5 separate regions of the Homo sapiens genome follow, and regions 1, 2, 4 and 5 are each linked to region 3. The links are chromatin loops, found by intact Hi-C in ENCODE. Cell type or tissue: PC-9. All regions are shown on one strand.

What was found. A loop is a pair of places that touch in the nucleus more often than their neighbours do. Peaks named below come from ENCODE experiments on the same cell type or tissue, not always from the same donor. Only the 100,000 strongest peaks of a DNase experiment are listed, where the experiment ranks them.
Region 1: a loop joins it to region 3, with 2.6 times the contacts of the local background. A loop is called at or near these places in 5 of 110 quality-filtered maps.
Region 2: a loop joins it to region 3, with 7 times the contacts of the local background. A loop is called at or near these places in 5 of 110 quality-filtered maps.
Region 4: a loop joins it to region 3, with 7 times the contacts of the local background. A loop is called at or near these places in 4 of 110 quality-filtered maps.
Region 5: it touches region 3 in a loop (6-fold over the local background); 13 of 110 quality-filtered maps call a loop at or near these places.

What each region holds. Positions count from the first base shown.
Region 1 is chr6:4,457,058-4,462,057 of GRCh38, reverse strand. The region is part of intron 2 of LOC105374894 (a long non-coding RNA gene); the gene reads left to right. All of the region lies in intron 2 of LOC107986561 (a long non-coding RNA gene), which reads right to left. Among named protein-coding and RNA genes, the nearest start is that of LINC02533, 29 kb to the left of the region's middle. In PC-9, no CTCF peak of the experiment used is centred here; a DNase peak (open chromatin) is centred at 2,757; H3K27ac peaks cover 330 bases.
Region 2 is chr6:5,141,921-5,146,920 of GRCh38, reverse strand. All of the region lies in intron 2 of LYRM4 (LYR motif containing 4), which reads left to right. The region is part of intron 3 of LYRM4-AS1 (LYRM4 antisense RNA 1); the gene reads right to left. Among named protein-coding and RNA genes, the nearest start is that of MIR3691, 3.9 kb to the left of the region's middle. In PC-9, a CTCF peak has its summit at 3,113 (motif pointing left); a DNase peak (open chromatin) is centred at 3,080.
Region 3 is chr6:4,310,596-4,315,595 of GRCh38, reverse strand. No RefSeq gene overlaps it. Among named protein-coding and RNA genes, the nearest start is that of LINC02533, 180 kb to the left of the region's middle. In PC-9, a CTCF peak has its summit at 2,487 (motif pointing left); DNase peaks (open chromatin) are centred at 2,035 and 2,445; H3K27ac peaks cover 1,545 bases.
Region 4 is chr6:4,846,489-4,851,488 of GRCh38, reverse strand. The region is part of intron 1 of CDYL (chromodomain Y like); the gene reads right to left. Among named protein-coding and RNA genes, the nearest start is that of CDYL, 73 kb to the right of the region's middle. In PC-9, a CTCF peak has its summit at 2,701 (motif pointing right); a DNase peak (open chromatin) is centred at 2,588.
Region 5 is chr6:5,028,459-5,033,458 of GRCh38, reverse strand. The region is part of intron 2 of LYRM4-AS1 (LYRM4 antisense RNA 1); the gene reads right to left. It also overlaps a transcript of LYRM4 not described here. Among named protein-coding and RNA genes, the nearest start is that of RPP40, 27 kb to the right of the region's middle. RefSeq lists a silencer at 2,501-2,661. In PC-9, a CTCF peak has its summit at 2,650 (motif pointing right); no DNase peak of the experiment used is centred here.

The DNA.
Region 1 (5,000 bases), 150 kb before region 3:
AATTACAGGTGCCAGTAACACAAGTTAAAACAGTACACCTTTATTATCCTTGATGCCATACACAACTAAAACTGTAGCCTGACAGCATTTGGGGCATAGCTTTAGCTGTAGCAACTAAGAAGATCTTTAAGGGGTGATCATGGCTTAAGTGTGCACATATGCCCTGCGTGACACTCACATACGTTGCCTCAGCGGAGAACTCACTGGCTGTGTCTTACTCTGAGCCAAACAAAGACAACGCCAGCCCATCTGGCTCTGAAACAATTTAATATCTTCTCTTTCCTGTAGGTAGACAGAGAACCATTTGAAAGTTAACTATCATGACTGCATATTGCACACACATTTTTAAACTTCTAAAAAAAAGAGAGAGAGAATGGCTACAATGAAGAGCGTCAAGTCCGCTTGTCAAATCTTGTGGTAAGAGGACGAGAAATGCTACTTCAGTAGCCACGAGTATTTCTGAGATCGCTAAGTAGCACTTGCTTTTAACATCTGCTGTTCAAGACCCTCATTTGTAGCAGCCTTTTCTGTTTGCTTCTGTTCACATGCGGAGGCAGGTGGGGTCAGATCCAGTTCAGGTTTCTTGAGCCTCTGATTAAAATGATTCACACCAAATCTCCCTTGGCCCCAAATACATCTTCACATCAAATACTGGTTATCTCCTATAAAACTGGGAAGCAAATCTAGGCTCCTTCAGTGTGCAAGGCTTTGATCGACCCAGTGGATCTTGCTGCTTTCCTAAAGCATCAAGGAGACTGCATTTCGTTTTCACAGTGTGGCTCCCAGGAGGGGAACTGAAAGCATTACAGATGATGTGTCTGCAAATACAATAAAATGTTCTTAGTGGGCGAGGAGGACATTTCCGACCCACGGTGCAGAGTGGATGAACTCACTGTTGGTTTTCCCGGGAAGAACACGGCTATTGTCACTTGGCTCCTACTTGGCGGATGCCGGCTAGGCTGGGGCGCAGTCAGTGAAGAGGAACAAAGTTTTCCTCTGTGCAAAGCTAATTGACCCATTCCCGGATCAAACCTGCAACCTCGGCCTTCTTGGCACCAGCCACAGACTGACTGAGCTAACGGGGACAAACTGTTTCCAAGTCATGTAGGAACAAATCCTTCGGAGCACAAGGCGTCTGCTGCCCGGCACAGGCTTCTCAGCGAGACCTTGGTGAATGGGCTGGAATCTCTGCACGGAGCAGCCAATTGGCAGGCAACTGACAGCCGCTGGCCTTTTGCACACAGGGCCTCACTGGAGCTGTACTTTGTTTTGCTGAAGGTGACTTATTCACACATCCCAGATGTTCCCTGTAACCGAGAGCCCTGGAAACAGCTACCGAAAAACACATGTGTTTTCTAAAGGCCTGACAGAAATAAATATGAGCAAACAGCCTGAGGTTGCTGTCTGATCACCAGGCAGTCTAAGGGCTGACCCCATCTCTTCATTTCCTCTCTGTGCTGCTGGGCCTCCCTTCCCTAATGGGGCAGGATCTGAACAGCTCTGGTTGTAGTTTTAGGGTTTGCTGTAAGTAGTTTGAATGTAATAAACTCATAGAAGAACATTAAAAGTGTTAAAAAGAGGGCAAGGAGAACAGAAAAAGCTGGTATTAGCTTGAAATGAATATGTGGAAAATGCAAGTATACTTTGAAAATGATAGCATCGTCTCATATTTGCTTTCGATTAAAACTTATACAGGCATTTTCTCCCTGCGGAAGCCTAAAGCTCTCCCTTGGAGGAATGTCAGCAGTGACACCTAGGTAGCCTCTGGCAGCTGAGGGGTAAGACACAGGAAATCAACCGCACGAATGCATTTGTCCTCCTCCTGGGACCCGGGCCCAGCTGTGCAGGATGCGTAATGCCCCTCTTAGGTTCTCTCGGCATCTCCCTAACTGGCTGCCTCGCTTCCACTTCCTTTCTGTCCAAATCCAGCCTGCAAATGGCCATGACACGGATCTTCCCAGGGCCTCACCAGCAATAAGTCGTTTCCCTACATGAGATGGCTTCATGCTCCACCATGTGAAATGCACGGGGAACAAACAGCAGTTGCCTCTCCTTGGCTTTTGAGACCTTCCCCTGTCTGCCATAATCCTACTTTCCAAACCCTCTCCTGACCCCACCAGGGTTGCCTCTGTGGCCCCCGACTCTTCCTGTTTCCCAGACCAGGTTGGACCCCATTAGAAACTTCGTGATGTTCTGCACCTCCTCTTCCCAGCCCTCCTCACAATCCCAATTCTCATTTAACCTCTTGTCCGCTTCTGTGAGCTCCCTGTGAGGGCCAGAGCTGAGCCATCTTCCTCCCTGTGTGTCTGCAGTGTCTGGTAAGGAGGTGCTCTGTGAGTCTTTGCCGGTTGAAGGAATGACTCCTCTTAACAACCAGCTGGCCCTGCCTTTTAATACTCCACATCCATTCTGTTTCGTCGTTTCTACCCCTAAGACTATGCTCCTGTTGCTTTCTCTACCTGAGAAGGCCTTCCCTCTTCCCATCCACATCCCACTTACCTTTGCTAGCCCCCACTCAGTTCTTTATCCTGTACAAGGTCGCCCTTGACCCCTGATCTCTGGCCCATCTGATCTGCCCTGAGTTCTCCCGCTTCCACATTCCTAGGGCACTCCCTGCACCACGGATGCAGGCCCTAACACATGCTACCTTGCAGTGTGACCTGAATTTTCCCCAAGTCTGGCCTCCCTTATCAAATCTGTATCCACCTTCCTAAATTCCTAAGAGCCCTGAGCAGAGCTGAGCACAGACCAGCTGTTCGATAAATGTCTGACTCACTATGATTGGGCAACTTTCCTGCCTCTCTCTGATTATCTACATCCTGTCCATTGTTCCAAGTCTGGCTTCCTTTGAGGTAGCTTTGTGGATGATGCCCACGTTGACCTCATGCCTGGCTCATGGTGTAAATCCACACTTTGTGGAACTCTCACCCCTTTTGGGATGACATGCTTGAGCACACACTCCCAGTAAACACACATAGTCCATGATCTGTGAACTTGACGTGGGTCCTGTTGTACCCTGACTCTCTGGATCACTGGTCTACTCTCAGGGGAACACAGAATGCACACTGGCGGCCATGGGGCTTCAAGGCACCGCTTGGCACTTTAGCCCATCTCATGTTGCTCTTGGACACCAGAGAACATAAGGCCTAAAATGTGTGGCTGGGGGTGTTGCCTTTTTGGGATAACTTTCTGTGCAAGTTGGAACTTCTGGTCCTGTTGTTTGACGCATGTATCTCTCAGTATAGGAGGCTGATGGTGGAACCCTTTGAGACCAGGAAACCCAACACCAGGAGACCAGACATTTTACTGGACACAGACAGACACTTATTTTAAAGATGCCTACTGCGCCTGGCACAGAGTAGAAACTTAACATAAGTTGATTTAAATTAAAAGCAATTGTGATCCTTGATGGCCAGCGCCCTACCTCATTGTACTGAAATGTCCTTTTAATGTGAACCTCGTTAAAAAATTTTGAAAATCTACATACTCCTTCAGACATTTTTAAATTGACATCTAACATCTTCATCATCATAGGGTTAAATAAGTTTACTTCTTATTAACAGGAGATAAAAAATGTTAAATATTTTATATGGTAAAATAAGATGAGAATTGATTATAATTGGAATACATATTTTATATTATTTCAAAAAAATATTTTCATTAGTTTATTGATTAAAGGATGACATATCGGAAATATATCAGGTGAAATTTTTGTTTGTCTGATTTATTGTATTTTGAAAAATCCACTCATCCTGCAAAAAATTCCAGTTACATTTATTTAAATGGATCAGTATCGCAGCCCTATATGACTTAGACATTCTGAATTATGAGCCCTCATGGGCCAATATGCCTTCTCTCTTGCAGAAATACGTATAAGACAGGAGAAGGCAGAAAGCCTTGTGAGCTCAAGGGCCTTGATTTATCTTTAAGTTTATCTCATTGCTTTAAACTCCCTCCTGCAGCAAAGCACCAAAGCAAGATTTGGGATGGATAAAGGATACATCTTTTTTTCTAAAGTGAGAAAAGCTACATTCTGAACATAGCTCATTTTCAAGCTGATTAATATTAGAAAAATACTACTGGAAATTGATTCCCCTGTAACTATCCTTGCCTGAGTATTATGGGGAAAGTCTTCAGGTCCCCCAGGTAAATGTGCACCTAGTTGGAGGAATGTCGGCCCAGGCTGCCCACCTAGTGATGAGACAGGTAGAACAAGGTGAGCATAAGTGCTGCCCGGGCTGGGAGCAAATGCCTTTCCTTGGTTCCACGGAGAGGGTGGTCCTTATCTTCATGGAGAAGCAGCTAATTGGCCTGTAATGAACACAGACAGAAATGAAAGGGTTTCTAAGCCAGGGACATGCAACAGAGTACAACACCTCTCAGAGGAGCAGAGGGCAGAGTGGTGGGCAGGCAAGGCTGAAGCAGAGGTGAGGAGGGAACAAAAGGCAGGGCACAGGAGCCAGCATGGCCTCAGGGTCAGACTCGCTTAGGTCAAGTGCACCCTGGTTCTTTTTGTCAGCCCTGCCCTGGGAAACCTAGAGCTCAGACTCCTGGGTCCCCAACTTACAGCCTTGTCCTACAGAAGGAAAACTGTACAGCTTTTGCAGCATGACACGCTGTGAATACAGTCTGGCCTCATCCTCTGTGGCTCTGGCACCTCCACAAGCCCCTGGCTCATGCTCTGGTCCCTGTGTCTTGTTCTTCTCAGACAAACCACACTCTGCCTGGCTTGAGTGCCCAAGCTGTCCCTCCTCTGTGTAGAATGACCTCCCTGTTAACTCACAAGTCATTGTTTCTGAGCCTTCTTTCTCTAGCGTGTCCGTTCCTACCTTCCCCCTTAGAGCAGAACTTTTCAAAGTGGGGTCCACTTCTGTGCCAGCATTACCTGGGACTTTTTGTGGGGAAAGAGAGTCGATTCCTAAGACACATCTGGAGATGCTGATTTGGTAGATCTGGAATTTGAATATGTAATATTGGAACTCCTGGGACAATGTCTGGGA
Region 2 (5,000 bases), 830 kb before region 3:
TGGTCTCTCACTTTCCCTCTAAATCCCTGATGTGAGAATGTATTGGAATTATTTCATGTAACAGTGTGTCTGCCCACAGACCGGCCTCCTGGCTCCAGCTTAGCAGTGTCCAACAGTAAAAATAGAAAAGCCCCTGAGTCTTGTCTTCTTTTGAGAGGAAAGAACCCTTTTGCAGAAGGCCCAGGAACCCCCTCCTCTAGCCACTTTGGCCAGAGTTGTGGTATGCAATTATTCCTAAGCTGTTCACTGGACAGGTAGCTGGGCCCCACCACAACTGCCTAACGTCAAGCAAGATTGATGCCTGGGGGCTGTGCTGGGAAGAGGCCCGCTTCAGGGGGAAATTGGGGCTGTGTTGAGAAGGAAGGAGGGTAGCTGTGGAGTGGGCCACTGAGTGGGGCCTGCGTTTCACAAGCATTCCAGGTCCTGCCTGGGGGTATAAATCCTGGCTCTCCCTTTTCCAGCTCTATGGACTGCACAAAAGTATAATACTATCTAACTTCTCGGCATTTCTGTTTTTTCACCAATAAAAAAAATGAAGGTAACAATACCCCCTCAGAAGATAACATGCGAGCAAGATGGAAGCACAGACCTGGCACAGGCCCATTCTTTACTCTGAGTCAAGTCTAGTCTCCTTAGGGACAGGGCATCAATAAGGGACCCCTCAGCACCTTGCACGATTCATTTAGTTCTCAGGAATTCATTTGCTAGGACTGAATACGGGAAACATGCTACTAAACTGCCCCTGAACTCACAGGCTTGTGATGTGTGGTGGATGAGACACAGCCCGTGCTGAGGCAGGCAGGTCTGAATCCAGTGCCAGAAGCACCATGTGCCATGAGGTGGCATTCGAATATTTGGAGCAATGAAGCGATCTCATTGAATGTATATATATGCTAGAGGAATTGCAATCATGAGAAAAATTAATTGCAGAGTTGATCGTAGAGGCATAGTGTCCAGGCAGAAACCTAATCCAAGCAAGAGATCATTTGACGGCTGAGGGAAGAGAGAGCCAAGGGGAATGGAGTGGAATGGAATGGAATGCAGGAACTCTAGAGGGGATTTAAAGGCTGAATATGCTGGTTTGCGGGCTTGAGTTAGGAGCCCACCTCTAGCAGTCAATATTACTAGAGCATTGGTGGTGAAGCCGTGGGTGTAAATAAGACCACGTGAAGTGGGCGTATATTAAAGACATATTGGTGACCTTTCTGATGTTTTCTACCATTTCATATTAATAGGCATGAGGATCGAAAATAGGAAATGATTTTTCTTTTCTCCTCCCTGGCAGCCTTCTCTGCTGTGATGTTTTTTCCTCATAAGGCTGGGGTCCTATTGCTTTCCCTTCTGATGAAGCTTTTTTATTACTTGGTGGGTAGAGGGCCTTAGGTGTGGCAGAGAAATTCCGCAGCCTCGCCCTCGCCGTCATAGTGATGAAGAGCGTTGACTCCGGAGTCACCAAGGGAAATTAAGCACATGTTTTATTAATCTTTATGAACCTCAGTTTCCTCTCCTGCAAAATGAGAACAATACTGGTGCCGACTTCGCAGCACTGTTTGCAGCGTGAGGGCGATAAGGCACTTACACAGGCGCGTGCCCCCCACATGGAAATGCCTGGAGATGCTGCCGGCTCCTCCACTCACCGAAACTGCACTTTCTCTCCTTTGTTCTAAATGAGAAACCAGGTGTGGGGAGCAAATGGGAGAAAGGGGCAGGAGAAGCTTGCCTCAGATTCCAACTCATATGACCTGTCAGTGACTAAAGACGGAATGCCAACACATGGATTGTGTGTGTGAAATGCCAGGTTGGTGTTTTCCACAGGGATGTGCCCGTTGTTCTCTGCTTTCTGTGGAATTCTCTTCCAGCGCCAGGCCTGGAGATGGGGCCTGCCCTTTTACCTCTCAAATATGTTCCCAGGGAAGAGTGTGTCCTTCTCCGGGAGCCACCCCATCACACTGACTCTCACTTTGGGCTCATTGCTAGAAACTCTGTGGCCTGCGCCTGCTTCCCATGTCGCGTCAAAGCGTCTCAGCACAGACCTAAAGGAGACCTCAGAGGTCACCCAGCGTGGCCTCGCAGAAACACCTGCGGGAAGGGATTACGGAGGTTTGCAGGGAAGGCCGGGCAGCCCGGGAGTGAGCGCCGCACTGCAGCTCCCAGACACATGCAGCTCCTGCTCCCAGGCAGGAACAAAGTGATTTCCCAGCTCCTGGGGCCATGGGTAGCTAACTGATTAAATACCCGGTTTGGAAAATTCACCTGACGTATTTCTTTTTTTTTTTTTTTTTTTTTTTTTTTTTTTGAGACGGAGTCTCGCTGTGTCGCCCAGGCTGGAGTGCAGTGGCGTGATCTCGGCTCACCTCCCAGGTTCACGCCATTCTCCTGCCTCAGCCTCCCAAGTAGCTGGGACTGCGGGCGCCCACCGCCATGCCCGGCTAATTTTTTGTGTTTTTAGTAGAGACGGGGATTCACCATGTTAGCCAGGATGGTCTCGATCTCCTGAGCTTGTGATCTGCCCGCCTCAGCCTCCCAAAGTGCTGGAATTACAGGCTTCAGCCACCGCACCCGGCCTCACCTGACATATTTCTTACACGTAAGCCACTTCTTTTTCTTGTCCAAACTGAGGCTAGCCCTCACCCAAGACTTGCCTGTATCTCAGTGCAGGTAGCTGAGCAAGGCACAGCCGCCAGGAGGAAGTCGGGGAACAGCAGCCGGAGCCTGGGGAAGCCCTGCACAAGTTGGCCTTGAGGAAACCACCTGACAGACGTTTGCTCTTCCTCACAGAGCTGGTGAGCATTCTGACTATGTGGTCACATCAGATCAGATCGCTCTCACCTCTCTAAGCATTTCTTTTTCTGGAGTATGAAGCAGCTATTCAGGGAGGAAAGCAATTTGATGTCAGGGGCTTCTTTGAGCCTTGGGAATTAGACCTCAGAAGCTTAGAATTGGAGCTCAGCTGCTGGTGGAAGATATACTGTGAATGTTTTATTCAGTAATGCATATATAACATTGAGCAGAATCCAAATACATAAATCACTTATACAATAGCTGTGAAGAGCCACCTTCCAGCACTTGAGAACCCGGCAGCCAGTGGCTCACAAAGGCCTCTGTCGCCATCTGCTGGCCGCATGCTTTCTCATGCTGTTAATTCTTGCTCTGGTATTTTTTGTTCCCGCAGCCTTTGGCACTCAGGTTCTTCTGCTGTAAAATTTGCCTCCATCAGAGCTGTATTGCCTTGTGTTTTTGAGGCTTGCAGAAGAGACCCTTAGCACTCCTTAAAATTCTGGCAGGACAGAGAAAACAAGATGGAGAGAGATGACAAAGCCGATTTCTTCCTCCTGGCTTTTTTTTAACCAGTTCTGTGCACTATCAGGCCCTCTGAGCTTAGGCCTATGCCAGCCACATCTCAAGGCCAAGGACACAATACTCGGTTTGTCTTTATAATAGGTCCTGTTATTGTGTCTGTCAACCTCCCGATGTCTGTATCACAGTCACCAATATATTACGCTAAGGAAATAGGAATTATTCACATTGCCAGTAAAACTTGCCCATGTATAAGCACAGACTCACACAGTTATGGGCCTGAAGACCATCCCCAGTGGCGAAACTGTGCCCCAGAGGTTGCCATAAGTCACTGGAGCCAGAAGGCATATTTGATCCCCTGTGTAAGATTGGCCACCGTACCCTGAATGACAGTGGTGTGCTGACTCACACAGAAGATCCGCTTGTGGTGCAGGCTTGGCCTCCTCAATGTGGCCACAGGCCCTAGAGCGCTAACAGATGTCACTTATCGGGATCACCCCTGAGGCATTGTGAACAGGAAGTGGCATCACTGATCTCCCACCAGCTCTGAACCAATACATGTGGCATCCCAACTTCCGGAGAGGCTGGACAGAGCATATCCGGAATGCAGCCACGTGGGGAGTCAGAGTAGGGCAAGGATATAGGAGTGCTGATGAAAACTGAAAACACAGGGGACCGGCCCGCGATGCGGCCTCCTGGGAGACATCTGCATGAGGCCAGCAGGCCAAGGGTCCATGGCTGGGGATGGCTGCGCTCTCCTTAGGGAAAGGCATTCCAGAAACTGAAGTTACGAGGCAGCGTAGGGAAAGCATCCTGGGCTCTTCAAATCTGGGCATGGCTGTGAGTCCCAAAGCGTTGTCAGTTTACACCATCTCCTAATGCAAGGGCTAAGTCATTAGGGAAAAAATCATGTTTCAGGTTTTAAGGGGAAAAAATGAAAAGGTGCATGGCCTTTACCTGTAAACAGTAGAAGGGGGTGGGGAATGGTTGAATGGTAGAAATGAAAATCAAGAAATCTAGCAATGGCTGGTGATTTAAGGACCTTGTATATCAGTTATTGCTGCACAGTAAGTCATCCCCCAAAACTTAGTGGCTTCAAAGAACAATCTTCATTTATTGCCACATCCCACTTCTATAGGTCAAGAATTCAGACAGGGCATGGCGAGGGGGGCTTGTGTTGCTCCACAGTGATTGAACCTCAGCTGGAAGATTGGAAAGCTGGGGGCAGGAATCATCTTTTACTTAGCTGTCTGGAGGTTGATGCTAGTTGTGAGCCAGGAGTCTGGCCAGGGTGTCAGCCAGAACATAGCACATATGGCCTCACTGTAACCTGGGCTTCCTCACAACATGGCGGCTGGGTTCCAAAGGCAAGAGTCCCAGCAGAGAGAGCCACACAGAAGCCATATTTTCTCTACGGCATAGCCTCAGGAGTTGTACAGCGTCACCTCCACTGTCAAGGTTATAGAACCTGTCCAGGTTCACATAGAGAGAACACAAACCCCTTCACTCAGTAGAGGAGGGTCCATTCATTGTAATACAATCATTGGAAAACACCATCTGCCACACCGGTTTCCTTATCACCTGTACCCGCATCCCCCCCGACACATGCACAGAAACAGGGCAGCCTGTCACAGACCCTCAGCGATCATGGCATGGGTTTGTGCTGGGTAAATAGGTGCGTTTGTGGGTCAGCTCTGCTTCTG
Region 3 (5,000 bases):
AATATTATGATCCAGGAAAGGTTAAGAACCACTCATTTAAGAAAACCGACAAAGAAAAGAACCACTAACTGGGAGAGAGAATAGCCTTAGATTCTGTATGATGTTCTGCACCTTCTTTTTAAATTCCCCGGCTATTGATCTGGAATTTTATGTATAACTCTAGCACCTGCCAGCAAACTCTAAGGTTAGCCTATGCAAGGAAATGAGGAGAAAGAGTGAAATAACTGTATTTAATGGTTTCTGGTTTGACTCTCTACATGGGGCTTGTGACCTTAGCTAAATTGAAGACTTGGATGACTATGAAGGGGACAATCATGAAGTTGGCCCTGACCCTTGCTTGTAGTTCTTTAAAGTCTTTATAGTAATGATTTTATTAAATAAATAGCTTTGCAAAGCCTGTACAATTATTGTTGTCATAATCATTAATGTAACTTATCAAATGGCAGAGACTACTGAAGCTTGCTTGGTTCCTTAAAAGGCATAGGGAATTGGTGGGAAATGCCAAAATCCTGAAATGGTTTTTCATTACAACAAAAGAGAACAATGAGGATACTGTTGTCAGATATCTCAATGAGGCAAATAAAGTATAGAAAGAATTCTTCTTCTTTTAAAAATGACACTTCTTCTGATTGTAAAAATAACCCATAGGCATTGTAAAAGCTGTAAAAATGTAAAAACAGCAAAAACAAGTAAATAAATGCCAACCATATCCCAACAGCCATACATAATTATTATAAACATTTCGATGTATTTTTCGTCTTTCTTCTAAAAATACTTTTTTGTATAATTGGGAGTAATATTGTATTGTACATAACATTTTTGTATCCTAAGATTTTTTTCACTTAGTATTATAATTATGATCTTTCCTACCATCATTATTTTTCAAAAACATGATTGTAATAGCTATTTTTCCTTCTTTATAAGTGCTCCTTCAGTAGATATATTGTGACGAGTATAAAATATGTTTCTTATGTTCTCAAGATATAGCATTAGTTTTATGTTTAAATGCAATCATAGGAACTGGGCCTTTCTATTGCCTTCTTGTCTCTTTTGTGTAGATCTTTCAGTAGAAGCTCTCTTAAATGACCTTCGCTTAGCTGACTCTCCAGATTAACTGACTGACCTTCTGTTTACTCTATTTTTTCATGACCATGCTGAATCCCTATAGCCCAGTAGTCTACTGTGATACACTGATATACTTTTGCTCTTCCTGTTTTATTTGTATGCTTACCAAGAGTTGATTGGGTTTGTTCCCAACCTGTTTCTGCCACCTGTACATATTATAATGACTACACAATTTAATTATATACTTCAGCAATCCATAAAATCTCAGGATTAAAAGAGTGTAATTTCCATGAACATAAAGTAGAATCCTTCAGAAACAGTCTATAAAGAAAAGTCACTTATTTTTACTGAAAAATAATTGTTTATAAAAATCAATCATTTCTATATACTAGGAATTATAATTTGAAACTGAATGTTAAAAAAACAGCATTTATGATTGTTCACAGGATCTATATGCTGAAAACTATGAAACACAGATGAAAGAAATCAAAGAAATCAAAGATCTAGATAAAAGCAGAGATACACAATGTTCATTGATTGGAAAACTCAACATAGTAAGAATGAAAATTTTCCCCAAACACATTTATAAATTTACTGCAGTTCCAATAAAAAGTTCAGCCATATATGTACACATGCTGATTCTAAATTTCAGGTGAAAAGGAAAAGGAATTAGGATAGCTAAAACAATTTTTGAACAAAAAGAATAAAGTTGGATTAATAACACTACTAAAGTAATCAAGATAGTATAATAGGACTTTTGATTTCAAAATGGCAGAGTAAAAGCAAGCTGGTTTCACTCTCCCCACAAAAACCAAAAACAAATACACAGTACTGAGATTATTGCCAGCAATATCCCAGAACTCAAATATCAGAATGAGACAGTTCCCAGGGCAACAGAGCTGTGAAATCACTCGGGGCAGATAGTAAAAGGACTACCGTATCCATGACACCCTTCCCTCCAAGTCTGCCTGGCACAGCACCAAGCATGAGAAAAATTTCTCCCTGACTCACAGTTTCTACACTGGAAAAAGTGAGACTGAGGTGCACAACCAGCTTCTTTACCAACTTGGGCTCCCTACTACAACAGTCCCTGTCTCAACCCATGGGAAGCATCAGGAGTGCCTGAAAGGAGAAATAACCCTGATTACAGCCAGTGACAAAGGTGGGGGTATTACCATTCCCAGACCCTGAAGCTTTACTATGTAACTAGGCCAAAGGAAATGCCAAATTAGTGTGGCTGTGCAGCAGCACTACACTGTGGAAGGTTTGTTCCACAGGTCCCCTGGGCATAAACTCTTAGCCAGCCTTCCCACACTGCCAGGATGTCCCCTTTGAGATCTCTCCCATTTGGAATGGGCAGCACTCTGGTTGTTTACTACAACTGAGGCAACCCTGGGCTTAAGGCACCATCTAGTGCCAAAAAAGAGGCAACAACATCATTGGGGAAAAAAAAAGATAATCTACAATTAAATTACAAAGCATTTCTAGGAAAACTTATCCAATAAAACCCAAAACAATCCAGGCAGAGAAGACTGAAATAAATAATCCTTCAATGCAAAGATGTAAATGTACATCTACAAAAAACAACAGCAAATGGGGAACCATGACCTCCCCAAATGAACAAAACAATAAACCAGTAACTGACCCTAATGAAACTGCAATATGTATGCTCTCAGATCAAAAACTGAAAATAGCAGTTTTAAGAATACTCAGAAATCTCTAAGATAACACAGAAAAGCAATTGAGAAATTTATCAGAGAAATGTAACAAAAAGATTGAAATAATTAAAAAATCAAACAGAAATCATGGAACTGAGAAATACATTTGCTGAATTAAAAAATGCAACAGAGGCTCTCAACAGCAGAATGGTGATATCAAGCAGAGGAAAGAATCAGTTAAGTTGAAGATAGGCTTTTTGAAAATGCACAGAAAAGAAAAAAATGAAAAGAAACAAAGATCACCTAAAAGATATAAAAAATTACCTTAAAAAACAAAATCTAAGAATTACTGGTGATCAAAACAGAGTTGAGTAAGAATAAGGGATAGAAGGTTTATTCAAAGGCATAATAACAGAAAACTTTTAACACTTGAGGAAAAATAAATAACCAGGTACAGAAAGGTCAGAAAACACCAAGCAGATTCAACTCAAATGAGACTACCCCTGGAATAAAATGTTCTACCCCTAATCAAATGTTCAAGAATAAAAAATAAGTAGAGAATCTTAAAAGCAGCAAGAGAAAAGAAGCAAATAACATATAAAGGAGCTCCAATTGATCAGCCAACAGACCTTTCAATGGAAATCATACAGGCCAGGAGGGGGTAGAATGACATTTTCAAACTTCTGAAAGAAAAAAAAGACTGTCATCCAAGAATACTATATCCAACAGAGCTATCCTTCTAATATGAAGCAGAGAAGTCTTTCCCAAACAACAAAAGCTGTGAGAATTTGTCACCAGACCCATCTGACAAAAAATGCTAAAGAGAGCTCTTCAAACTGAAAGAAAAAAATACTAACATGCAAAAACAAACAAACAAAAAAAAGTGTAAATATATAAAACCCACTGGTAAAATTGAGTACATGACAAACCCAGAATACTCTAATACTGTAATTGTGTTCTGCAATCTACTCATAACTCCAGTAAGAAATCTATTAAAAACAATAATACCTACATCAACCTGCTAAAAGATAGACCACCAAACAATTGTTTTGCATTTATTTCTGGGTCCTCTATTCTTTACCATTGGTCTACGTGTCTGTTTTTATTTCATTACTGTGCTGTTTCAGTTAGTATAACTTTGTCATATATTTTGAAGTCAGGTAGTGTGATCCCTCCACCTTTGCTCTTTTTGCTCAGATTGCTTTGGTTACCTGGAGTATTTTGTGGTTCCAAACAAATTTTAGGATTACTTTTTCTATTTCTGTAATGAATGTCATTGCATTTTGATAGGGATTGAATTGAATCTGTACATTGTTTTGGGTAGCCTGGTCATTATAACAATATTAATTATTTCAATCCATGAACATGGAATGTCCTTCTATTTTGTTTTATCGTGTTCGATTTTTTTCATCAGTATTTTATTGTTTCTCTTGTGGAAGTCTTTCACTACTGTGGTTAAATTTATTTCTCAGTATTTTTTTCTTTGCTATTATAAATTGGATTGCTTTCTTGATTTCTTTTTCAGCCAGCTCGTTGTTAATGTATAGAATCACTACTGATTTGCAGCAGAGAGGTGGGTCTCATTTTTCTAAAAATTTATTCAGCCAGTCTATATATTTTAATTGAAGAATGTGATCTATTTAGATTAAAGGTTATTATTGGTATGTGAGTACTTACTCTGTTTGTTATTTGTATTTTGATGCCTTTGCATATTTTTTGTTTCTTTCTTCCTCTGTTATTGTTTATCTTTGCATTTTGGTGGTTTTCTGTAGTGATGCATTTTAACTACTTTTTCTTTCTTCTTTATGTCTCTGTTCTGCCAGTGAGTTTTACACATTCATGTGTTTTCATGATGGTAGATATCATTCTTTTGCTTCCAGATATAGGTCTCCCTAGTGTTTCTTGTAAGACCAGTCTAGTGGTAATGAATTCCATTTTTGTTTGTCTGGAAAAGACTTTATTTCTCCCTTCATTTTTGAAGGATAGTTTTTCTGGGTATGAATTCTTGGTTGTAAGTCTTTTTCTCTTTCAGCGTGACTATATCATGCCATTCTCTCTCTGCCTATAAGGTTTCCGCTAAGAAATCTGTTAGTCTAGTGGGCATTTCCTTATATGTGACTTGATGCATTTCTCTTTCTGTTTTTAGAATTTTTCTTTGTCTTTAACTTTTGACAATTTTACTATAATGTGCCCCAGGGTGAAACTTTTTGAATTGAATACATTTAGAAACTTTTAAACTTCGTGAACCTGGATGCTCATGTATCTCCCAAGATTTGA
Region 4 (5,000 bases), 540 kb before region 3:
CAGATGTCGCCTGCCACAATGAAGACCTCAAAAGCTCACCCCTAACCACCTATAGGGAAAGTTAAACATTTGCCAGCCCAGAAGCTCTCCAACATGGTGAAGCACTCATGATTCTTTTCTGACAATCCTTCAGCTTTGTATGATAGATAATAATAATAAAGTACCTAGTATATCTACATGCCAGGCACTAGGTTAAGTCTTTACCATCAATTAACTCATTTGATTCTCACCACCCTGCTGTTACGTCCATTTTACAGATGGGAAAACCAAAGGTAACTTTGGCCCAGGTTACAGAACTAGCACAGAGCTCAAAGTTGGAAGACCCAGATTACTACTTTCTACTAAATAAGACGTCCATGTCCTCTGGCTCTGAAAGGGAACGTGTAGGCCAATCTGTAATAACTATGCCCACCCAAGTGAGCGCCCAAATCTTTAGGGCAGTATGATTAAATCACAAATACTAGTCAGTCGAGAGCCACAGACCCTAGTGCTCAGTTTTAATTAGTCATTGCCATGTGCCTCGGTGCCATTATATTTCCCCTGGTAATCAAAAACTTTTAAAAAATGAGCAGTACTCCTGGATTTTCTGCTTGTTAGTTAAGAATTCTGTACTGGCTAATGCAAATTATACATTTTTTCAAATAATTTTTTAACACTTGAAAATTTTTGTTAAATATCCAAATTATATGGATCTCTCCATTCTACTGGCCCAAATGAAGAAAGATTCACCTTATTCATCAGTCAGCATTTCATCAACTTAGACAAATTCTAGTGCGTGGCTTTCACGATCTAACTATATGCTTTCAATTATCAAATGGCATATTTCATTTCTACTTCTTGATCCACACTGTTATCACAAAATGTATTATATCCAAAGTTCTCCTGAACCATTATAAATTTTAGGGCTATACAGTAGCATTCTTACAAGGAAAAGAACTCTATGAATACTTTTAAAATTAAGAAACTTATAGAATAAACAAAATTACTAGTTTAAATAGCCCCAAGAGTAAGTAATAGGAAAATAAAACCACTGTGAGTTCCCTACCACAAGCTCTATTAAAATTATAAACTTTTTCGCTAAAACATCGACTTTTCTAGTTAATTGACAAAAGTCACCAAACTGAACATTTAAAGATAAAATACACAGCAACGGTGAAAGGTATAAGACACTACATCTCTTCAGTCATAGCTCAACCAGAATGAGAACAGAGTTTTGTGTATCTAAAATCTAGCTATATCCCTCGTGCCTAGCAGACACTCAACAAGTATTTGCTGAATTAATCAGAGAATGAATTGTGATACTGGCAATTAGCGTGAAGCATTACTATGAAGATTCAGTAAGCAAATACAGTTATCCTATGTGCAATTATAAGGCCCTTGTTACTACTAATAATATTCCTCTTACCCACAAAACTCTATGAAGTATGTTGAACATGTATTATATTTTTGCCAATCCAGTCATGAGAAAACAGGTTCCAGAGTTAAATGAAGTCACCCAGCTAGTCCACTCTAGTTAGTGGTAGGGCTGGAACTGCCCCCCTCCCTCCCCACCCTTTCCCCCCAATTCTATCCCCTTCCCTGCCTCCTGTTTTCTCCTGAGCACGTCACACCATCTCACCATCAAACACACTGTGTTTTCTTTCTGTGTTTGTGGTCTACATGTGAGCTTCATGAAGGCAGTTCATTAGTACTGTTTCCTGCTATGTCCCTTGAACTTTTAAGTGCCTGGCACTTAACAGGTGCAAAAGAAGTAAGAATTTTCTGACATGCTTAAATTTGGAAGGAAGAGACTTTTTTTTTTTTTTTCCTGGCATGACCAGTTTGGGGGATACTTCATCTTAAAAATAAAAAGTAAACTGAATGGACAATATTCTTTGAACAGTAAAGTTTTTGTGCAAAAGCAGTGGAGAAAGAAAGTAAGAGCACTTATTTTAACACTTTCCCCCAAATAACTTAGCAACATAACATACAAAAGACTTAAGATTGTTAATCTTTAAAAAGAACACACCACACGAATTATCGTGCTGCTCAGTAGTGACCTTAGTGTCTGCAGTCTCCTGTTTATAATTCTGTTAACCTCAAAAAGCACTTGCATTTGTCAGATAATCATTAAGGTATGTTTTCATAAAGACTCATTTTGCCAAAAGTCAGTACTATCTGTTTTCATGATCGGCTTTCCATTCCACATTTTTAACAGGCTCCAACACCATTATGAAGCCCCCTTCAAGATGTTTTTCCTCATCCCAGTTTGCCTAAAATGTTGCTTTATACATGTTGGTTTTAAGAAACACTCATTCCTGCCTTTAGGAATTTAAAGGAGAAACGATGGACTAAGGCAAAGAAGTTTCATCTAGATGTTCCTAAATAATCAGAATACTCTTAAGACAGACCACTCTTCTAAGCTAAATATGATTAAACCTAAAATTTGATCAAGAAAAAAGTATCAGCTCTACAAGAACAGGTGAATGACAACTAGGGCCTAATATATTACATTACTTATCTTTTTAATCTTTGCTGTTATGCAAAGAATGTTTAGAAAAATGACTCAAGTATTATTAACAAAGTAAACAAGATAAGCTTCAAATATCCTATAAATACAATGACCTTCTGCCCTTGTCTCTATCACCTTCACTAAGAAGGGCCAAACTGGCCAGCAGGTGTCCCACCAGGCTTCACAGAGAAGCCTCCAGGCAACCAAACGCAACTGCGTCTTCTATACAATTAAGGCCCACGACCCTCAATCCTTAGCATGTCCTAAAAACCAAATAAAGACTCAGACGCAAGCCATTGGGCAGCTATAAATAGCCACACAACTAAAAATACACTGTGCTAATACTCCCTAGGAAGAATTCCTCTCCTGACCAAAATATTTGCCTTTTCATTGAATTTAACTTTCGGATCAGCTGTGATGCAGTGCAGACTCTCTCCTGTGTCGAAGACCTTCATTGTTGTTTTTCTACAGCTGTGCACTGTTCTCATGTGCCTGGTCATTGATGCATTTGTCAAAAGAACATTTTCAACACTATAATAGGAGGCATACATCGGGCTTAAGGTACCAGCAATTGTTTCCAAATTGATTATCTAGGAAAGGACATAATAGGTAATTCTGACAACTTTTTAAAAGTCTTTACGAAACTCTCCAATTTCTATAAAAGTTTGCCACTGGAAAAAAAGCACCAAGAATCAATCTGCCATACTGGAGTTATGTTACCATGAGTTCACTCATTCAGCAAATATTGTCAGACACTACTAATTATCAGACACTGTTCGAGAGCTTGCCTATACAATAAAGCACCCCCCTCCCAAAAATACCCTGCCTTACATTGCTCACATTTTTCTTGAAGAGCCTACCTAATTTCATAGAATCATATGTAACTATGGTTAAATTTTATTAAATTTCAATATCTATAAGCAAAAGCATAAGCCAGTAATATTTTCCCATTTCAACACTGGTCACTAACCAGTTGCCAGCAGTTCTTAATTTCAATTATGGGACATGTGAAAGCAAGGGCAAAAACCCTCAGGAAAGCTTTCGCACATCTTTTTTCTAACCAACCTTATGGCAATCCCAACCTACAGAATCAACTACAGAACTCCTGACAATTGTTCCTGACTGTATATTCCCAAAGTGCAGGAGGCTTCCAGCACCTTTCAGCTTTCGTTTGTTGAGCCCTACCTTGGCTGTAGGGAGACACAGTTTTTATTTTAATTCAAAAGACAGCAGAAGTTGTAAATGTTTAGGAGGCATTTTTGCCCGTTCTAAAGCTCAATTTTTAAAGTATGAAATTTGAAATTACCACACTGATTGATCCTGGAGAAAACTGAAGTTTTAAAGGCAGAACTTGATACATACAATGAAGTGACTACACAAATCCTACTTTAATTCACTGAACCTTCAGTTCATGACAAGAGAAACAATGGAAAGACTGTTAACTTGAATCTTATACCATCACTCAACAGTAACTACAAGTTTCAGGCATCAGGTTAAGAATACAGATGATCTGAGACCTAGACCCTGCTATCACACAAGATGCTCAGCTAGAGAAAAATGGAATCAAAGAGCAATAAATTTAATTTCAACAGAAAGATGTACAACAGCAGCTCCTTAGCTGCTGAAAGAATGTGGGGAAAAAGACAGACAGGTCCACTAAACAGGACACTGGGGACCTACAACAGCTGGGTGGACCATGAGACAGGGACGGATGGGGGCGGCAAGTGACAAAGTAATGAGATGCACAGAGACTCAACTTTGATGCACCAGGGCTTTCCCAAGACTTACTGAATACCAATCTCTAGGAGGGAACCAGAAATTTGCAACTACCCTCACACACTGATGATTTTGGTGCACGCAATAGTTAGAGGGCCACTGGTGGCATTCCTGGGTGGTCCATGCTGGGTTTTAAGCAGCAGATAGACATGACTGTAACTGGGTCTCATTAGTTCACACAGCAGGGCTGTGTAAACGTAGTGTGCAGAATAAGAATGGGGGGATCACAGATCTAAGTGGATCTGAGACTACTGCAGAAACCTAATAGGGGGCTACTTTGCTGACCAAAATGGGAAAAGGAAAGAGTAGAACTATCCAAATTACAGAAAAGTTTAATTTTATGGATTTAAATAGGACAACCATATGTCTTGGTTTGCCTAAAACAGTCTTGGCTTACAACTGCTGTCTCAATGTCCAATCTGGTTTTGTCTTTGTATTTTTCATTTTTAATTAAATATTATGATTCACTATTGCATTAAAATAAGCCAGTTTGAGTTTAATAAATAACCTATTTTTTCTATGTCTTGCTTCTGTCACCATCTCATCTAGTAGCATGCAAGACACACATACAGCGAACAGAGTTCACACTTCAATGTGTTGTTAACTCTGAAAGTCAACCAGGAATAAATCACCTATTTTCTGGGCCCTTTCCAGGTCCAAGATAACTAACAGCTCCCTCTCCAGCACTCTGACGGAAGAAAGCATGCTGGCATCACATGGGAAGCAATTACAT
Region 5 (5,000 bases), 720 kb before region 3:
TGAGGACAGCGCCCGGGGTCCCCGGCTGGGGCACATGCTGGGGTGTAGGGCAGTGGTCAAGGGCCCTAGCCTTGCAGTCAGACACCCCTGGCGGGCTGTGTGGCTTAGACATGCTCCTCCACTTCCCTAAGCCTAGTTGTTTCATGTCTAGCATAAAGATTCCGTGTGGCAGGAAGAACACACCCCCGGGAGTGATTCTGAGATTGAAATGAGTGCTGGTGCTTTTCACCTAAACAAGGAAAACGGGGAGAGAAGCAGTATGTGGGGTGGGAGGGAGAAGAGTCTGTCTGGGCGTGGGGATTTGGACGTGCCTCTGGACACCCATGGACAAATATCCTGAGGCCATCTGATGTTTTCCGGGGGCCACGGGAGTGGGGGAGGGGAAGGTGGGGCGGAGACACAGACTTGGGCATTACCAGCAGGCAGGGGGCTGCTACCGCCATGAAGAGTGGGCAGTGCCAGGATCAGAGGGCCGGGGTAAAGCCTGCGGAATTCCCACATTTCAGAAGAGGCTGGGAAGGAGGTCAAGGAAGAGCAGCAGGAGGAGGAGAAAGCAGGAGGGTGTGGAGGGACGGGAGGCGGGGAGGAGGAATTCCAGGAGGGAGTGGCCGGGGTGACTGTTCTGAAAGCATGGACTGGAAGCCACAGCACATTTGGGCTGCAAGGAACCCGAGAGATCTTCTAGTCTAATCCTCTTTCAGTCTCCATCCCCGTCCGGATGAAGACAGCGAGATCCAAAAGTAAAGTCAGTTGTACTGTGACTTCCTAGCAGGATACCCTAACTCCTAATTCATAATAAAACTACAGACATTCTCAATTCAAAATTCTTCCTATTCAGTCACACTGGACTTTCTCCCAATGTGACAAAATTATTGAGATTTTATTGACTTACTGAACAACTGTGGTCTTTGCCATGTACTAAGATACTGTGTAGTCAAACTGCGCCTCTGAAATCTATTTTTATTGTACATTTAACAAATTTTGCTGTAAACAATAAGTTTAAAAACAATAGTCATAACTCATTAAACTGTATCTTTTAATTTTAATATGTTATTATACCTCAATGAAACTCAGTTTTAAAAAACAGTGAATAAAAAGTTGAGCTATTAAAACTAAAAAGTAATTATTTGCTAGTTTGTATACACAGACCCAAGAAATAGAAATATAGGAATATTTGGAACTTGCTCCTTCTTACAGCCTTGAGGGAACCGCTTATCCCTTATTACGCCTTGGTTTCCCTCAATGAAACTAGAAAATATTACCTTGCAAGACGCTCATAGTTAATTAATACGTATGAAGCTCTTGAATCTAAATATTAAATACTTGATGATATTGTCTGGTAAATATTATCTAACTGCATTTATAAATACTAGCATTTTTACAGCCTAGTGGTAATTACAAAGTATAGCCCATTTAAAATGAATACAAATATGTGCATATATATTTTTCCTGTGAAAGTAGGAAAAGAAAGTTGAAATTATGCAAGAACAAAGTAGAAAAATATGCCTCTCATATAAGATTGAGTGTTTCCATTGATCAATATAATTTTTAAAATGTTGTGATGATTCTTTTTTTCACTTAATTGGCTATGTCATTTGCACTCTACCTAAGTGAGATATTAATAAATTGTATATGATGTAAATAACAGGAAACAAGAAGAACTGCTGGCCTTATTCATAGTTAATAAAGAGAACCAGATGATGAAATTGTCTGAAAATAAGCCATTTTGTTTATTAAAAAGTTACTTCTGCTCCAGGGATCCAAGTAATAGAGCTTTGTGTTTTCAGAGGGAATGTTGCCATAAATCAGGGTATCACAACCTCAGCACTACCGAGGTTTGGGGCAGCTGGGTAATTCCGTTGTGGGGGCTGTCCTGTGGGCTGTGGGAGGTTGAGCAGCACCCCTGGCCTCCACCCACTAGATGCCACTAGCACCCCCTCCCTCATTTGTGACAACCAAATGTCCCCAGGGGGCAAAATTGCCCTCAGTTGAGAAACACTCCTATAAATATCATGTCCATGCTGGGGTGGGTGTACTTTTACATGTACGGGGGACTGGCCCGTAGGTTTGGCGGTAAGTCCTGGGCTTCCAAATTGGCATTTCCCAGTAGCTGGGCTGATGTGACAGCCTTCGGTTGCTCGGGCCTCCAGGCAGAAAGTGGAGGTGCAACAGGGGCTGTTTGCACGCTGCCTTGGCAGAGTTGGGGTGACAGGCACATCTCATGTGTTCACAGACACTGCCAGGCCTTCTCAGAGCTCATGACTTGCCTCCCCTTTCCCTGCAGTTAGGGAGCCTTTTGTCTTGCCCTCAATTCTCCAAAATAACCCAAAAGGTTTCCTTTATCTTTAACTCTGTTATAAACATGTTGACACTTTGCCAAACAAAAACCTGATGAAACATATTCTGAATTTTCTACTTTCCTACATAAAAACTTACAAACAACAGGCTGAAGGAAAGAATGTGTAGAGAAGATACAGGAAGTGACATCATAAAGCTGGAGGAGACTTTAGAGCTGAGCTGCTCTTGGTCACGCGGCACACAGTCCCAGTGCTCAGTCACCATGTGTCCTGCATGGCTCCCATGTTGGACGGCACAGACGGAACATCTCGATCGTTACAGGAAGTTCCACCAGATGGCGCTGTCTCCAGGGACATCTAGGGCACAGGCCTTACTTTATAACGAAGTCCTAGAGAGATTTATGTTCACCCGGCTGAAGAGAAGCAACGAGCTCAGGGCAGAACCAAGACTGGGAAGCAGCCCAGTTAACCCCACGCTGCGATCTCTCCCGCACACAACTGCCTTGTGGCAGGTCCACACCTGGAATGCCACATGGGGTTTTGGCCATCATAGCCTAAGAATGAGGGTCAGATAGGTAATTAAGAGAATGGACCAACTCTAAATAAAATGTTAGTCCAGTTCAGTAACCATGTCTCGTATACCTGCCATGTACCAGAACTTGGTCTGGTTATGAAGTTGAAAACAAACAAACAAACAAAAACCAAATAGATCCCTGTCCTAGCAGGGCACACAGACTGGGAGGCACTCCTTTCAATCCCACGTAGCCATCCCAAAGATAAAGATGAGCCCAGGGCCCAGCCTGGGGTGGGGAAGGTGGGGAAGGCGTGCTTGCTAGAGGAGATAGCATCCCTGTAAAGAAGGCAAGAAACGAGCTGGGATGGAGGGAGTTGCAGAGCCCAGCACTCAGGGGAGCAGACGGGAGGGCGGCCTGAGGATTCCCCTGACTGTGGCTTCGTTCCACTCACCTGGCTGTGCCCGGCCACCCCATGTAGAGGTCCCTCCTCAAGGCAGCATGTTTAGGGCACCGCCTCCACACAGATTCCCTTCCCATCCTGTGGCCCGCTTCTCATCCTCCACACCTGTCTTGCTCAGTGACGCTATGCTCCATGCAGGCTTATGCTTCTGGAGCCTGAGAACCAGCCTCCACTCTTCTCTCTCACACTCTATATCTAAGCTGTTGGCACACTCTATTCCTTTTTTTTTCGGTAAGTTCTAGAACCTGCTTCATCCATCCCCATGACTATCTTTGTCTCGGCTTCCATCATCTTTTTCTCTCTTTCCCTCTCTTCTTTTTACTTTTTATGTTTTTTAAGAGATAGGATCTTGCTGTGTTGCCCAGGCTGGAGTGCAGTGGTGCGATCATAGCTCACTGCAGCCTTGCACTCCTGGGCTCAAGAAGTCCTCCCGCTTCGGCCTCCTGACTAGCTGGGACTACAGGCATGCTCCACCATGCCCAGCTATTTTTTAAATTTGTTGTAGAGGTGGGGTCTGTGTTGGTCTGACTGATTTTTGAACTCCTGGCCTCAAATAATCCTACTGCCTTGGCCTCCCAAAGCACAGACTACAGATGAGCTGTGATGCTTGGTCTTCTTTATACATTAAAAAAAATTGAGATATAATTCACTGCCATAATATTCATCCTTTTAAAGCATACAATTCAGTAGTTTTTAGTGTATTCACAAAGTTGTGCAACCATCACTGCTATCTTATTCCAGAACATGCCATCACCCCAAAAGAAGCCCCATATCCATGAGCAGCCACTCCTCATCTCCCCTTCCCCTCTCCCTGGCAACCACAAATCTCCTTTTTGTCTCTATAGGTGTCTCTGTTCTGGACATTTCATGTAAATGGAATCCAACAATATGTGGTCTTTTGTCACTGGCTTCTTTCAATCAGCATGTTTTCAAGTTTGTTGAAAGGTTTCCATGTTGTAGCACACATCAGTATCATCACTTTATTCCTTCTTATGGCCGGACAATATCCTCTTGTATGGATATAGTGCTTTTGTTTATCCATTCACGGGTACATAACAGTATGCTTTTGTCTGCCCGTGGACATCAGGGTTGTGTCCACTTCGGGGGGATTATGAGTAGTGTGACTATGCGCATTCCTGTGTTAATCCATTTGGGCTGCTATAGGAAAATACCACAGCTGGGTGGCTCACAAACAACAGAAATTCATTTCTCACCATTCTGGAGGCTGCAGGTTCAAGAAAAGGTACCAGCAGATTTGGTGTGTGCTGAGGACTTGTTTCCTGGCCCATAATGGCACCTTCTCACTATGTCCTCATATGGCAGAAGGGGCCAATGAATGCTCTGGGTCCTCTTTTATATGGCAGTAATCCCATTCATGAGGGCTCCATTCTTATGACCCAGTCACCTCACGAAGGCCCCGCCTCCAAATACCATCACCTTGGGGGTGAGGATTTCAACATAGGAATTTGGGGGAGACACACACCTTCAACCTATAGCAACTCTTGCTCAAGTGTTTGTGTGGACATATGGTTTCACTTCTCTTGGGTACGCCTTCATCTCTTCATAAGATTGGTGAATACATTCCTCAGTTTTTCCTGCCTCCAGACTTATCCTCTCAACCCACTCTCCAACCTTTTAGTCAAATTTATTTATTTATTCATTCATTCATTCATTCATTCATTTATTGAGACAGAGTCTCACTCTGTCTCCCAGGCTATTCATTCATTC